3 separate regions of the Homo sapiens genome follow, and regions 2 and 3 are each linked to region 1. The links are chromatin contacts, found by Hi-C or POLR2A ChIA-PET in ENCODE. All regions are on one chromosome and are shown on one strand. The core of a region is the stretch at or near the end of the contact, and the rest is flanking DNA. Distances in the headings are between cores, read along the strand shown. Region 1 overlaps FOXN3 (forkhead box N3). Region 2 overlaps FOXN3 (forkhead box N3). Region 3 holds the start of FOXN3-AS3 (FOXN3 antisense RNA 3).

Region 1 (4,340 bases), core at 862-3,361:
GTGTGGCTGAGACGTCAAAACAACAATCTTCTGAAGCGACAGTGGTGGAGGCTCCATCTCTTACATTAAACCATAAAAATCAAGCTGTGCTTGGTTCGTGTCCCCGCCAACACCACAGAGTCAGACACCGCCAGACGATGTTGGCTGGGTACTTCAGAGAAAAAAGCCTGCTCTCGTCTGAAGCGGCTACATTAGGAGGCTTTTGTCAGAAGACTAAACCAGTGTTCAGCAAAGATACCTGCCATGTGGTGACAGCTACTCACTCATGCATTCCCTCCCTCGTTCATGCAATCTACAAATACTCACTGAGCGCCTAACAGAAATGCATGACCTTAGGGAGGGTTCTGGGGGAGGGACACGGGGTTGGATCGGATATAGACACTGCCACAGCGATGTTGCAGCCTAACAGAGAGGCAAGCCAGGGTCGCATCACAGACCAGAGGGCAATAAACTACGACTTCCCGAACTCAACACCTGCCAGGCGCTCTGCTAAGTCTGTGCAGAGGACCATGTTTAACTCCGTAAGGTGGATATTAGCATCCTTATTTTACAGTGGCTCGAAGTGAAGCCTGGAGAAGTTCAGTGATGTACTTAAAGTCACACAACTGATCACTTGCGGAGCAGGGACTGGAATCAAAGTCTGACTCTCAGACTTGAGGTCTTAGCTACATCACCAGACCGACCCTCCTTTGTGATTTCCCTATAACAAGGTCCCTGCTACCCATGCCTATAAGGCGTCTGTAGCACTCATCACACCTCTGATTATTTCTTTGTGTCTTTACATCTGAGCGATGTACTTTCCTTGTGCTTCCTTATCGCGAAAGTGGGAATAGTAACTACACCTGCTCCCCGTGGGTGTGGGGCTGAGGACACGAATTAATGCCTGCAGGTGCCTGGACCACGGCTTGGCCTGACAGCAATGGCTGTGAAGCTTATTCCTGGTTAGGACCCATGCTCCTTATGTCTGGGAGGCAGCTGCCTGTCTGTTAGTGCCTGGCGCCCAGCCTTCAGAAGGATGAATACTTGCAGGAGAGGAGGGTCACTTGTAGCTGAAGGGGACGAAGGGTGGACGCCAGGGAATGTTTTGTGGAAGACAAGGCATCTGACCTTGGACACAAGGGCTGAAGAATTTGGCAGGGATGGGAACTGTTCTATGGCACCATGCTGGCCCGGTTTCCTGTAAGCTCATCTACCTCGTGATCCATTTCTAAGAGTTCTGGGGAACATGACCATACTTTTCCTGCCTAGATGACCCCAACTGTAAGTACTCTTACATCCCCTCCATAGAGGGCACTCCCCACCATCATTATGAACTGTGTGGTCATGTGTCCCATTAGAGAGCTAGCTCCATGAGACAGGGTGTGGTTACTGCTAGGCCCCCAGTGGCTATCGCCGTGTCAGCACGGTGGACACAGCAGATAAACTGAGGAAGTGCGGCACAGGTGGAATCACGTGGCTGAGAGCATGAAGCTTGGGAAATGACTGTGGGTCTCCACCACCATGACTCACCGGGCACACGCTGAGGATACGGCACTGGTAGAAGGGCTGTGGGGTCAGGACCACCAGTGAGATAACAGTAGTGACAATCTCTACCCTGGCTTTTCTCCTGTCACCCTCATGGGCCTTGAGGCTCAGGGAGACTTCAGCTGCATCCCACATAGAAAGTGAAAGGGGAAGGGAAAGAGTCCCTAATGAAAAGGGTGCAGTAGGGAGTGAGGCGAAGGAGCTGCTCTCCTGGGGCCCCAGGGCCGGTGGTATTTTGCTAAATTTAGGCTGGGGGAGAGACTCCGTACTGTCGTGTCCACCAGCAAAATGTATGAGGGTCATTATCAAAACTCAGCCTTTGCTAGATGTCCGAGAGCCTCCTGATGAACCCCAACACTTACAATGTGTGCATTTGTACACGGAAGTCCCAGTGAGACCCAGAAGGGTCCCAGCTTGTGTCCTGTGCTCCGTGATCCCAGATACACACCACCTCCCCTAAATCCTTACAGACAGAGCCTGGCTTGCAAGCCACACACGCCTGTGCTCATATCCCAGTGTTGCTTACTGGTGACTTTGAGCAGGCTGTTTTACTTCTTGAAGACTCAGCTTCCTCATCTACCTTGTGGGGCTGCGTGAGGATTAAATGAACTGTCCTGAGCACAGAGCAAGGCTGTTTGTGGTGCCTGATCATGTTTTTTACTTGTGGTCCGATTCCTGCGACTTCCTGCTGCTGTGACTTGTTCACTCTGAGCAGTCTTGTTTTCTCTTTCTATTCTGGATCGGGAGGCGTATGGGAACCCAGCACCAAGTCAGAGGAAACAGGCCCTTCAAGAGGAGTTCCTCCAGGGCTTGCCTGTGAACACAGCCCCTGAGCTTTGGGGTTTGGCCTCCTCCGTATCTGTTTTCTGCAGACTTCCTATTTCTTGGCTGTGTCTTGGGTGCATAAAGATGGCTGGGATAAGATTACTTTGAGGTGTCACCAAATGTGAAACTTGGTAAATGTAATTAATCATACAGCTAGCTATTAATAGTTATTAGAGCAAACGAAAATGAAAGTCTCGTTGTATGGTCCTTTTAATTTTTGCCATTTGAGGGAACTACTGTAAAATACAAAAATAATTCACCCACTGAACTAACATCAAACAGTTTCATAGTAAATCTAAGTATACTTGAAAGAGTAAAGTGGGCTATATTTAGCTTTTAATAAATGGATTCAGTTCTGAATGTTTCTTTTAAAAAATAACTTGGGGCTTACAACTCACGTCACTACCACAGTTAAGCAGAACATGATCCCTCTCTGAACACAGATGGGGAGAATCACGAGTGGGAGAGTGAGAAATAAAGCAAGTGCTCCACAGTGCTGATTCCTGGTGAATCTAGGTGAAGGGTCTGTGCTATTCATTGTGCTTTTCTTTCCCTTTTTTCCTAAGTTTGAACATTTTTTAAATCAAAGTTTTAGGGAGGGGGAGAAATACTCTAGAACCAAAGCAATGATGTTAAACGTGAGCTCCACACTATCATAAGAGGAATGGTTTCGAGCCTGAGAATGTCTCTTTCTTTCTTAAACAGGGAGATTAGCAGCATTAAAGAGGGGGATCCAAATGGAAACTTTCTTCTTAAAGAGATCCCATGGATTAAAGGGAGAATAGAAAAGAGAATGATTCCACAGCCCCTGATTTGATGCTGTGTGGGGCAGAGTTTCCGGTACCACCTAGAATCAGACTGCATGCCAACAGAGTCCATGACCCAAGTCCCTATTGGAACACTGGCCTACTTAACCCATTTCACAGAAAAACAGAAGCTCAGAGAGCCCCATGGTTGTTGAGTGGGGTGGCCCGGACAGTCTCAAAGATGGTTCAAGCAGGAATTCAAAATATCTCCCTGTCACTCCTGAAGAAGGAAGTTTACTGTGATGAAGACAGAAAACCAATACATCCACTGATAATATTTCTGGATGAAAACAGGTACACAGACATAACTTCAGGGAGTGAGAATTAAAATATAAATGTCTCTCTTTCTCATTTGATGAAATTAACCTTCCCTGAGATTTTAGCTTGGGATTATGTAATCCATAAGTTACACACAAAACTCAGCAGGAAGTGAAAAGCTCCTTCAATTATTAATAACTTGGTGCAATGTTATTCACGATGGTGCAAGCCAGCTGCACTGACTTGGTGTCAAATGTTTCCCGCCGCAGGGATTGCCATTACAGGACAACAAATGCTTAAAAGAAACCAGCCATTCTGAACATGTTGGAAGGTGAATTTCTAACCACTTTCTTAAAAATCATTCATTAAAGTGAACATGTGATACATCCGAAATGCCTGCAATTTTTCAGTTTTAGCTGAATTTATGTGTAACGATATTGCAATTAGCATAAATCAGAGCCACCTGATTTTACTGGGCCTCTAAAAGTTTAAAGCATGTGGCTCAACAAAACCACGTGCTATTCATCTCAGATAAAACCTGGTACTCATTCTCTTGTCAAATAGTTGGAAAATATCAAACATAAAAAGAGAAATCACATTAGTTCAAACCCAGAATGAGCAGGCTTTCAGCTAACAAGTCAAGGTGTAGGTTTACGACATGGCCATCTGCCATTTTTTGTTTGTTTGTTCATTTGTTTAACCAATTAATTAGGGGTTCCACTACAGTATAATGAGCATGTGTCATCTCTGCCTCTTACCTGGTGCACTAGGAGTCTCTCTGGAACTAATGGCTCTAATTCTAAAGGATATCATGTAGGGTAGTTGTCCTCCCCAGGGATTTAGTTGAGGACTCTGATCTTTTGCCAAATGTGAAAAGTAGATGGGATTAATGGGATTGTAGAAGCAGGGGACTGGAGCAAGTTCAAA
Region 2 (4,340 bases), core at 1,050-3,549, 220 kb after region 1:
CTCTCCTCTCCTCTCCTCGTAAGGGACGCTAGTCAATGACTTCAGAGCCCACTCAAATCCATTCTGACCTCATCTTAACCAATTACATCTGCAAAAACCCTATTTTTATTTTTATGTATTCATTTTTTTTTTTGAGAAGAGTCTTGCTCTGTCGCCCAGGGTGGAGTGCAATGGTGCGATCTCAGCTGACTGCAAACTCTGCCTCCCAGGTTCAAGCAATTTTTGTGCCTCGGCCTCCCGAGTAGCTGGAATTACAGGTGCCCACCACCATGCCCAGCTAAAAAAAAAATGCTATTTTAAAATAATTAGGTCACTAAATAAGACTCCAGGTGGACATGAATTTGGTGGGGGGGGACATTTCAGCCCACTACAGTGATAACAGAGAACATCAGGGGATATGCTACAATCATTAGAGCTGAAAGAACCTCAAAGGTAACCTTTTCCACAGATGTTAAACAGACTTCTTCTCTGATGCCAGCCCCAAGGGACTGGTGGTGGCTTCTGAGAATGGTGCTCACAGAAGCAGCTGAGGATGACAGCTGTGGCCAGCGATGGATGGCTGCCCTGGGCGTGGCATGTGGGAGAGGAGATCAACTCCTCACCTCTGCGCCCACCAGCCTGCTTCACTGTGCTCACTTTGCAGATATAGAAACTAAGCCTGTGAAATGCTGAAGTGATAGTTCTACTTAGTGGAAGAATCAGGACCAGAACCCAAGTCTCCTGAGTCTGCATCTGACAACCAGCTCTTCTAATACGTACCAGGAACATACAATTCTGAGTCACAGACAAGCTACTTACTATGGGCAGACACTAAAAAACAACTAATGACTTTCATTCATATAACATGGTTTCATCCACTTGGAAAACTGTTTTTGTAATCTAGATTAAAAAAAACTTCCTTTCTTCAACAAACATCAGCCCCACACCTACCACAATACCAGGAATGAGTCCTAGGAATACCTCATCTAGTTGTAAAAATATATATATAAAGCAATACAGAGATGCAGAGATAAAAATAAGCCCTGTCTTATGGTTCCACTGAGAAGAGGGACATGACCCAGCCTGAGCAGGGAGAATCATGGCAGACTTCTTGGAGGCGATGATGGCTGTCAAAGTCTACAGGATGAACAGGCCTTAGCTAGGGGCAGAGAAGGATAAGGTCATGACTAATGGCAGGAACAACAGCCTTGATGGCTCTCTGAACTGGAGCTAAGGTTGCTGTACGTGTTGTAAATTACATGGTTTTATATCCCATGGAGAAACAGCCTTACAATGAAATCTTTTTATAAACTTGCACCTGGAGATTATGTCTCTCCCCTAAGTCGGCATCTTACCAGGGAAGGAGAATTATGGAATCTGCCGAGTTTCCATTTTTGCCTTGGCTGTCAGGCACTCAATCACAACAAATATATTAGGTCAAGAATTTGGAATATTTGCTTTCCCCTCTCTCTACTGCATTTGTCTATTTTCAATTTTTACCTTAGCGACCTGATTGTGACCTATATGTCTTATGGCAAGCCCTATGAAAAGGAAGTGGGGTATAAATTATAAATGTGCCAATAAAGAATACTGGCTAATACCTACATAAACATGCTAATAAAGAATATTGGCCAATATCTATAGAGAGGGTCCGGGAGGTCTAAAATCTATAACCCTATCACCTTGAGCCTAAGTTAAGATGCCACATGGCCCATCTTTTTCAAAAGTCCAAACCCATCAACTTCAGAGAGGAAAAGGCTTAATTAATTATAGGTAAAGCCATCCGTGTCCTGAGGCAGATGAGACCAATTTCTCTCTGAATAACAAAAGCTGAGGCAAACATTTAAAAAAAAAAAAAAAAAAAAAAGGAGGGCTGGGTGCCATGGTTCACGCCTGTAATCCCAGCAGTTTGGGAGGCAGAGGCAGATGGATCACCTGAGGTCGGGAGTTCAAGGCCAGCCTGACCAACATGGAGAAACCCTGTCTCTACTAAAAATACAAAATTAGCCAGGCATGGTGGCACATGCCTGTAATCCCAGCTACCTGGGAGGCTGAGGCAGGAGAATTGCTTGAACCCAGGACGCGGAGGCTGTGGTGAGCCAAGATCATGCCATTGCATTCCAGCCTGGGCAACAAAAGTGAAACTCTGTCTCAAAAAACAAGGAGTTGGCTAACGTTCTCTCAGGCCTCTTACTGTGAGTGTACATGAGAGGGAGAAAAAAGCAAAAGAGGAGAACAAGATGAGAACTACTTACGTAACTGAGGTGTCAAGATACTGGCTGAAGGCCATCCTCACAAAGACTCACTTCTACTCACTGAGAGAATAAAAGAATTGCAGATTCAGACTCACAACGGTTCTACTCTCCAACAACTGAAAACTTGATCTCTCTTTGCTTTTGTCAACTCAGCAAGTTTATGGGTAGGTTTGACACGCAAATGCCTTCGCTGACAGCAAACAGCTCAGAGGATGCACACGGGGGAGCTCGGGAGGGTGGGTGAAAATTTCACTCTTTCTCCAGATGTAGGAGGAGCTAAGTGTTTGGGGAAAATTAACCAACCAAAAATTATTTTTTAATTGCTTCCTGTGCACAGAGCACTTGCTAAGTGCCACCAGAAATGAAATATAAGGCAACTCCCCTGACATCGAGGAGTGTGTCATCTGCTCTCTAGTGAAAGCAGGAGCACTGGAGTCAGGGACACACATGTGGTCTCCCATCTGTCAAGGTCGTCCACGGACAGCCGCAGAGGCCTGCCCTGCACAACTGCAGGAGGTGCCATTTCACAGGGCTGCAACGTGAAGTCATAGTTCTAATCCTGGCACTACTAGGCTAGGGGAACTTAGCAAGTAACTTAACCAACTTCTAAAGTGGTTTTGAGAATTGAGAGATTAGACAGGTCAGGTTAAGTAAGATAGTGCCCAACACCTAACAAGGGCTCAATCAATGCCAGCTCAACAAATCATCATCTAATTAGAGCCAAAGCACACTCTATTAGTCAGCTCAGACTACCAGAACAAAATACCACAGACTGCGTGGCTCATACAACAGAAGTTACTTTTTCACAGTTCTGGAGTCTGGGAAGTCCAAGGTCAAAGTGCCAGCAGCTTCAGTTCCTGGTAAGGACTCTCTTCGTGAGAAGACGGCTGCCTTCTCACTGTGTGCTCATGGGGACTGCCCTTGGTGTGCGTGCATGAATAGAGTGATCTCTCTTCCTCCTCTTATAAGGCCACCAATCCAATCAGATTAGGACCCCATCCGTATGGTCTCAACCTTAATTAGCTCCACATTGAGGGTTTGCGCTTCAACATATAAATTGGGGGGTGCCAGGCATGGTGGCTCACGCCTGTAATCCCAGCACTTTGGGAGGCCGAGGCAGGTGGATCACTTGAGGTCAGGAGTTCAAGACCAGCCTGGCCAACATGGTGAAACCCCATCTCTACTAAAAATACAAAAAATTAGCCAGATGTGGTGGTGTACCTGTAGTCTCAGCTACTCGGGAGGCTGAGGCACAAGAATCACTTGAACCCAGAAGGCGAAGGTTGCAGTAAGCCGAGATCGTGCCACTGCACTTTAGCTTGGGAGACAGAGCAAAATTCTGTCTCAATCAATCAATCAATCAATCAATAAACAAACCAACCAATTAGGGGGGAGACACAATTCAATCTATAGCACCAACATGAAGGAAATGACCGTCAGTATAATATTTACTGAGTGTGTACTATATTCCAGGAGTTGTATTATCATTATTTAATCTTTAAACAGCCATGTGAGAAAGGCATTATCCTCTCATATCAGAGATGAGAACGTAAAGCTCATTAACAGTAATTACCTTGCTGAAGGACACACAGCTAGCAAGTCGTAAAACAAAGATTCAGCCCTAGGTCTCTCTGACTCCAACTTCCACCCTCCTGAAACTCATCTGCTCTGCTCCTTATTTCATTAGATGACAGACTTTATTATAAAGTTTATTATAAACTACATAGACAGACTATAACTGCCAAGGGCCAGAGAGAGAGAGAGATTAATAAGATCAGGAGTAGATTCCATTAAGGAAATGGGCTTTAAACGGAGCCCTTAGGACAGAGTTGGTCTGGGGTATACAGAAAGAAGAGGGAGGAGGAGCAGGTAAAGCCAGCATGAACCATGTGCACCATGCAAGGTGAATTCTGCAGGGCAGGGCAGGCACCCACCTGCGTCTAGCAGCGGCACACTACAGAGAAGCAACATGAAATAAGGTGGCTAAATGGGGCTGGGCACAGTGGCTCATGCCTGTAATCCCAGCACTTGGGGCAGCCCAGGTGGGTGGATCACCTGCGGTCACAAGTTCAAGACCAGCCTAGCCAACATGATGAAACTCTGTCT
Region 3 (4,340 bases), core at 763-3,262, 180 kb after region 1:
GCCAGATCACGTCAATTCGGCATTTTGGGGTCCCTGTTTAATGACTCGGTGTTTCACTTCCATCTTCTCTAGGTCATGTCAACAAGTGGCCTGATGGCTTAGAATTGAACCAAATGCCACATCACTGTTAAGACACAGAAATATTGTACAATTACCCAGTGTTCAGTGGCTTCAGTGCAATTTCACACACTAGAGGATCCTGAAGCAAACTCTCAGCTTTCAGATGAAGGGATGACAGTCCCCAGGAAAGAGAAAGTGACTTGTTCTCATGGACTTAAGGCATGGAAGAGGCAGACTAGAATCTCATCTGTCATCTCCCTCCACCGCCAGTGACCTCTGTGGAGGTGAAATCTAAGCACCGCATGGGCAGAAGCAGAAACTGGTTTTTTTTCCCCCCTCAGTCAACTGGGGATAAAGGCTGGAGGTGACGGAGTGGGGTCTGAAATATTCCTTCGGAAATGATTTTCATTACAAAAGCTCTGGTTCATCTGCATTTTTATGTCTATATTAAAAATCAAATGAAGTCATTAAGCTAAGGCCAGCTCAGAATGCCTCTCGCCTGAATATGCATTCCTGTTCCAACCCCCAGAGCTCCTCTATAATCCTTCGAATTATTAAATAATTACTGTGTTTCCCTCGGGGTCACATTTGGCAACAAAATACTGGTCTAAAGGAACCAATGACATGACCCAGTGAGTAACACTCATGTTCTTAACTTCCTAGAAGCAAAGGGAGATGAAATACTTCTGAGGTGCAGAGTGGAAAACCCAGAGAAGGGTATTCCATGCAGCTTGGAGAGTCGGGGGGTGGGGGTAGAATGACAAAGAAACATGAGAATCTGGGAAATATTTCAATAATTAGTGTCACGTCCTCCTTCACCAACCTTGTACATCGGCAATTCTCCACTCCAATCCTGGTTCTCTTCCATTTGGGGAGTGGCTATGGCCACAAGGAGAAAACCAAGCATATGGCTCTGTCCTTCTGGACATGTCTACTATGTTGGCTGGGCTGCTTTGGAAAATCCCACTTTCTCTCCTACAGCTATATGACCTCAAGTTGTCATTTCGAATAAAGTATGCTTCCACTGATTTTTATGAACACAGACAAAAGCTGCTACAACCTTCCCCCCCACACACCAAACCTTTCAAATCAACTGTAGTTGCTATGTAAGGTTATTTGTTTCTAAGGCAACAGTGTATATCTAAGTACTAATGGCCTGTCCTTTTGCCAGGCAACAAACAGCCTTGTGATGCAACTGCACCTGTCTCGGCTACGCGTTACTATGGAGACGCTCCAGTTGCTATGGGTACCATCACGCTAATCGCCTAGCAAAGGCAGACATACAGCAGTCTTCTCAGAGAGCCCAGCTGTTCCTCCCTGTCTCTTGCTGAAGACTGATTGTCTAGGGCCTGTGATGGAATGCTTCTCAACTGAGATGCAGAAGAACTTCATTAATGCTATTTCAGAAGATCACTTTGTGCTCCCTCCTGCAGAACAAACAGCAGACTAGGAAAAGAATCTGCAAAGAAGTGGACTGTAAAATTCCTGAAGTCTATGACATCATGCCATCCCTAATTAACCTCAACTTGCAGTCCAAGGATAATTCCTCTTAACTAGGTGGTTACGATAGAAACATTTCTATACATTTTTAAATATTTTTTTGTAGAACTGAGGAATGCACTTCAAATTCAAGTACTATGTATTCATAAAAATTGATCTTAAAAATTTGGTTCTGATTATTTGGCTCTCTTTTGGAATCTAACATTAAGACACTTTTTAAAAAAGTGACAGGCTACTTACCCTCCCTTCCAATGATATATTTGTAAAAATGGTACCCATGACCTTACTGTCTCAAACAAATGGGCATGTGAGGAGGATAAAATGTCTCTATTGTTTCTACTGTTCTCCTTGAAGAAGCAAAGACCAAGTAACCACAACAAAATGGTCACCTGGGAGCACCGTCTACATGGAGACTGCGAAAGACAACAGTGGGGACAACTGAGTGAGCCTCCACTGAATGTCTGCAGAGACCGGCCAGATGAGGGGATGATGGAGTTGCCTGCTTGACTCGTTCCTGTACTTTTATCCCAACAAAACATGACACACACCGAGATGTGAAAGCTGTCGACTTTTCTTTGTAAATGTTTCTACCCAGGAAGACATGATTTCACCCACCATGAAGCCTTCTGGAAGCACATTCCTCTGACGCTGCAGCAGCGGTAAGGTTTGTAGGAAATACAACAGTGGATATGCCTCCTAATAATACTTAATTTCTTTCTCATTTACCTGCAGTTATTTTTAAAATCTCGTACGGCCTATTAAATTAATTTCCGCGCAGGTCTCTGCCAAAATAATGCCATTTCAGTAGACCAAAAAAAAGAAGTCTGAATTGCTTACCTTTGATATGCCTGAGGACAGGTGGGAGGTGTATTGAACACGTGTGGGTGTGGGTGATAAGGTGTCTTTTTCAAAGCCTGAATTAGATTTTGTCTATACTCTGGGTCTATGCACCACAACGACCCTTTCCCAATACTCTGCAAAGAAAATTAAAATACAAAGGCATTAATAGAGAATTATTAAGTACTTTGCAATAAGTAGATGTATAGCTATTATCACTTCTTTATTTTTAAAAGCTTCTCATTTGTTGACTGTTTGCCAGCCTTAAATATTATACTGACAGTAGAACTCCATAAAATGCACTTCAATCTTACTTGTATTATGTTTGATAGGCAAAATGAACATATTATTACCAGGTTATGGTGATACAACAATATTACAATTTTCATACCCAAACTACCAATAAAATGAGAATCTCATTGTTTTTCAGCGTCAACATTGAAGAACACGTGCATTCTCTTCTAAAAATGAATTTAACTGTGTCAGATTTCTAAAGTTTGGGGAAAAAAAAAAGAGGGCCGAGACACCCCCAAAAGTCCATCTCTGCTCCAGAAATTTAGTTATGTTTTAAAACCATATGACATCGGGATCATTTTATAAAAACAGAAAAGTAATCCCCTTGTTTCTTTCCAGCTTACTCACAAAAGAATGACATTTACTCTTGGAATAGAATTCTGTAATTACCTTCCCTAAGCAACAAAAGAACTCAGGCAGCAATGGTAAAGCCCAACTCAGAATCCACTATTTATTTTTTGGATTCCTCAGTTCCCAGCAATCGACTCCAGCCATTAAGAGTTGAATCTTTAGAAGTCAAACTTTAAAATGCAAATTTTCTAAAACCGTTCTGTGGAGAGAGGGAGGCTTCCTGTGAGGCCCACTTCCTGTGAAGCGTTTGGTCTATGGACAGCCTATTTTTAAAAATGTAAGTCCTTCCTTTGAGGCCCCCCGGAACTGGCAGCAGGCCGACGGGCAATCGTTCCTCTGGCCGCACACTTTCAAGTGACCGAATGTACCCAAACTGTTTGATAAGGTCATTTGTAAATATTTACTGATTTGCAGAGAAAAGAAGTTAAATTACATAAACCCGTGCCCACCTCCTGCTTTCAGCCAACAGTAAGATTGATGTTGTCCTCCAACATTTAGAAAGCAAACAAGAAGCTGTTTAACTAACATGGGGGAAGGGGACAATCCAAGAAAATCCCACTGAAGGAGCTGTAAAAACAAGTTACTCCTAAAATCTTTTTAAAAGTTTAAAAAAATCTGTGTTTCATCATCAGTTCACCCGAGTAGTTTCCTTACAAACATTATTCACAGAGCCCATTAAAATACTTTATTATCAACAACATCAGCAAGCCGTGCAACTGGAATTAACTCTTTCTGGTGCAATGAGAATAGGAGAATTGCTCAAAACCACAGCCAGGGGCTGGAACCTCTGACCACTCTAGTCACCCACCCCCACGTGCAGGCCTGACCCCAGACACAGGTCAGAGTCTGGCTGGACACTCTATGCTTAAACATCAATGTTCTCAGTTTAACCAACCGGATGTTTAAAGACCTGAAAGATTTCAACTTTGGAAAATTCAACATTCCTACGTGTTTTTTCCTTTCACGCACACATTCTCAAACCCAGAATAGTTCAGGGGGAGCAGTGAGACTTTGCAAGTAAATCAGGCGGGCCACTCAATAATCTGCCCTGGAAGCTTCATCCCTTCCTTTGGAAAAGAGCTGTGCAGAAGAAAGCCAAAAGCTAAGGAGTGGAGAGGTTTGGGGGGAAAGACAGGAGACAGGTAACTACCAAATTTGGAAAACATAAAACAAACCACCAAATCCTGTCAACAGTAGGGGTCTGGCCTGATTCCATCAAAGGCTCCCGGTGGAGCCCTGGGCCAGTGGGACCTGCCTTTCTGATCCCTTGCACCCAAGGCTCCAAACCAGCAATAGCT

What was found. A loop is a pair of places that touch in the nucleus more often than their neighbours do. ChIA-PET counts read pairs that join two places held with the same protein, here RNA polymerase II (POLR2A). Pooled maps may share reads with other maps.
Region 2: a loop to region 1 is called in a map with no recorded cell type, with 6 times the contacts of the local background. The contact joins two enhancer-like sites. A Hi-C loop is called at or near these places in 2 of 168 maps with a recorded cell type or tissue (B cell and right cardiac atrium), 4 of 37 single-sample maps with no recorded cell type and 6 of 50 pooled maps. POLR2A ChIA-PET finds 5 or more read pairs at or near these places in 1 of 52 experiments (OCI-LY7).
Region 3: a pooled map shows a loop between it and region 1 (2.8-fold over the local background). The contact joins the promoter of FOXN3-AS3 here to the enhancer-like site in region 1. A Hi-C loop is called at or near these places in 1 of 168 maps with a recorded cell type or tissue (naive thymus-derived CD4-positive, alpha-beta T cell), 1 of 37 single-sample maps with no recorded cell type and 11 of 50 pooled maps. POLR2A ChIA-PET finds 5 or more read pairs at or near these places in 2 of 52 experiments (BJ and GM10248).

Annotation. Positions count from the first base shown.
Region 1 is chr14:89,163,205-89,167,544 of GRCh38, forward strand. All of the region lies in intron 5 of FOXN3 (forkhead box N3), which reads right to left. Among named protein-coding and RNA genes, the nearest start is that of FOXN3-AS3, 180 kb to the right of the region's middle. RefSeq lists enhancers at 1,787-2,718, 1,963-2,012, 2,213-2,342. Within about 2 kb of position 2,112, at least 9 of the 41 ENCODE cell types and tissues checked have a DNase peak (open chromatin) inside an H3K27ac peak, as active enhancers do; they include B cell, where a contact is called at or near this core.
Region 2 is chr14:89,383,676-89,388,015 of GRCh38, forward strand. The region is part of intron 2 of FOXN3 (forkhead box N3); the gene reads right to left. Among named protein-coding and RNA genes, the nearest start is that of FOXN3, 31 kb to the right of the region's middle. RefSeq lists enhancers at 97-216, 277-446, 2,328-2,397, 2,448-2,497, 2,878-2,977 and 1 more. Within about 2 kb of position 2,300, at least 13 of the 41 ENCODE cell types and tissues checked have a DNase peak (open chromatin) inside an H3K27ac peak, as active enhancers do; they include B cell, where a contact is called at or near this core.
Region 3 is chr14:89,348,275-89,352,614 of GRCh38, forward strand. It overlaps FOXN3-AS3 (FOXN3 antisense RNA 3), which reads left to right and starts at 2,013. Exons shown (of 2, transcript NR_188029.1): 1 at 2,013-2,219. FOXN3 (forkhead box N3) reads right to left here. Exons shown (of 6, transcript NM_005197.4): 3 at 2,398-2,534. RefSeq lists a silencer at 3,142-3,191.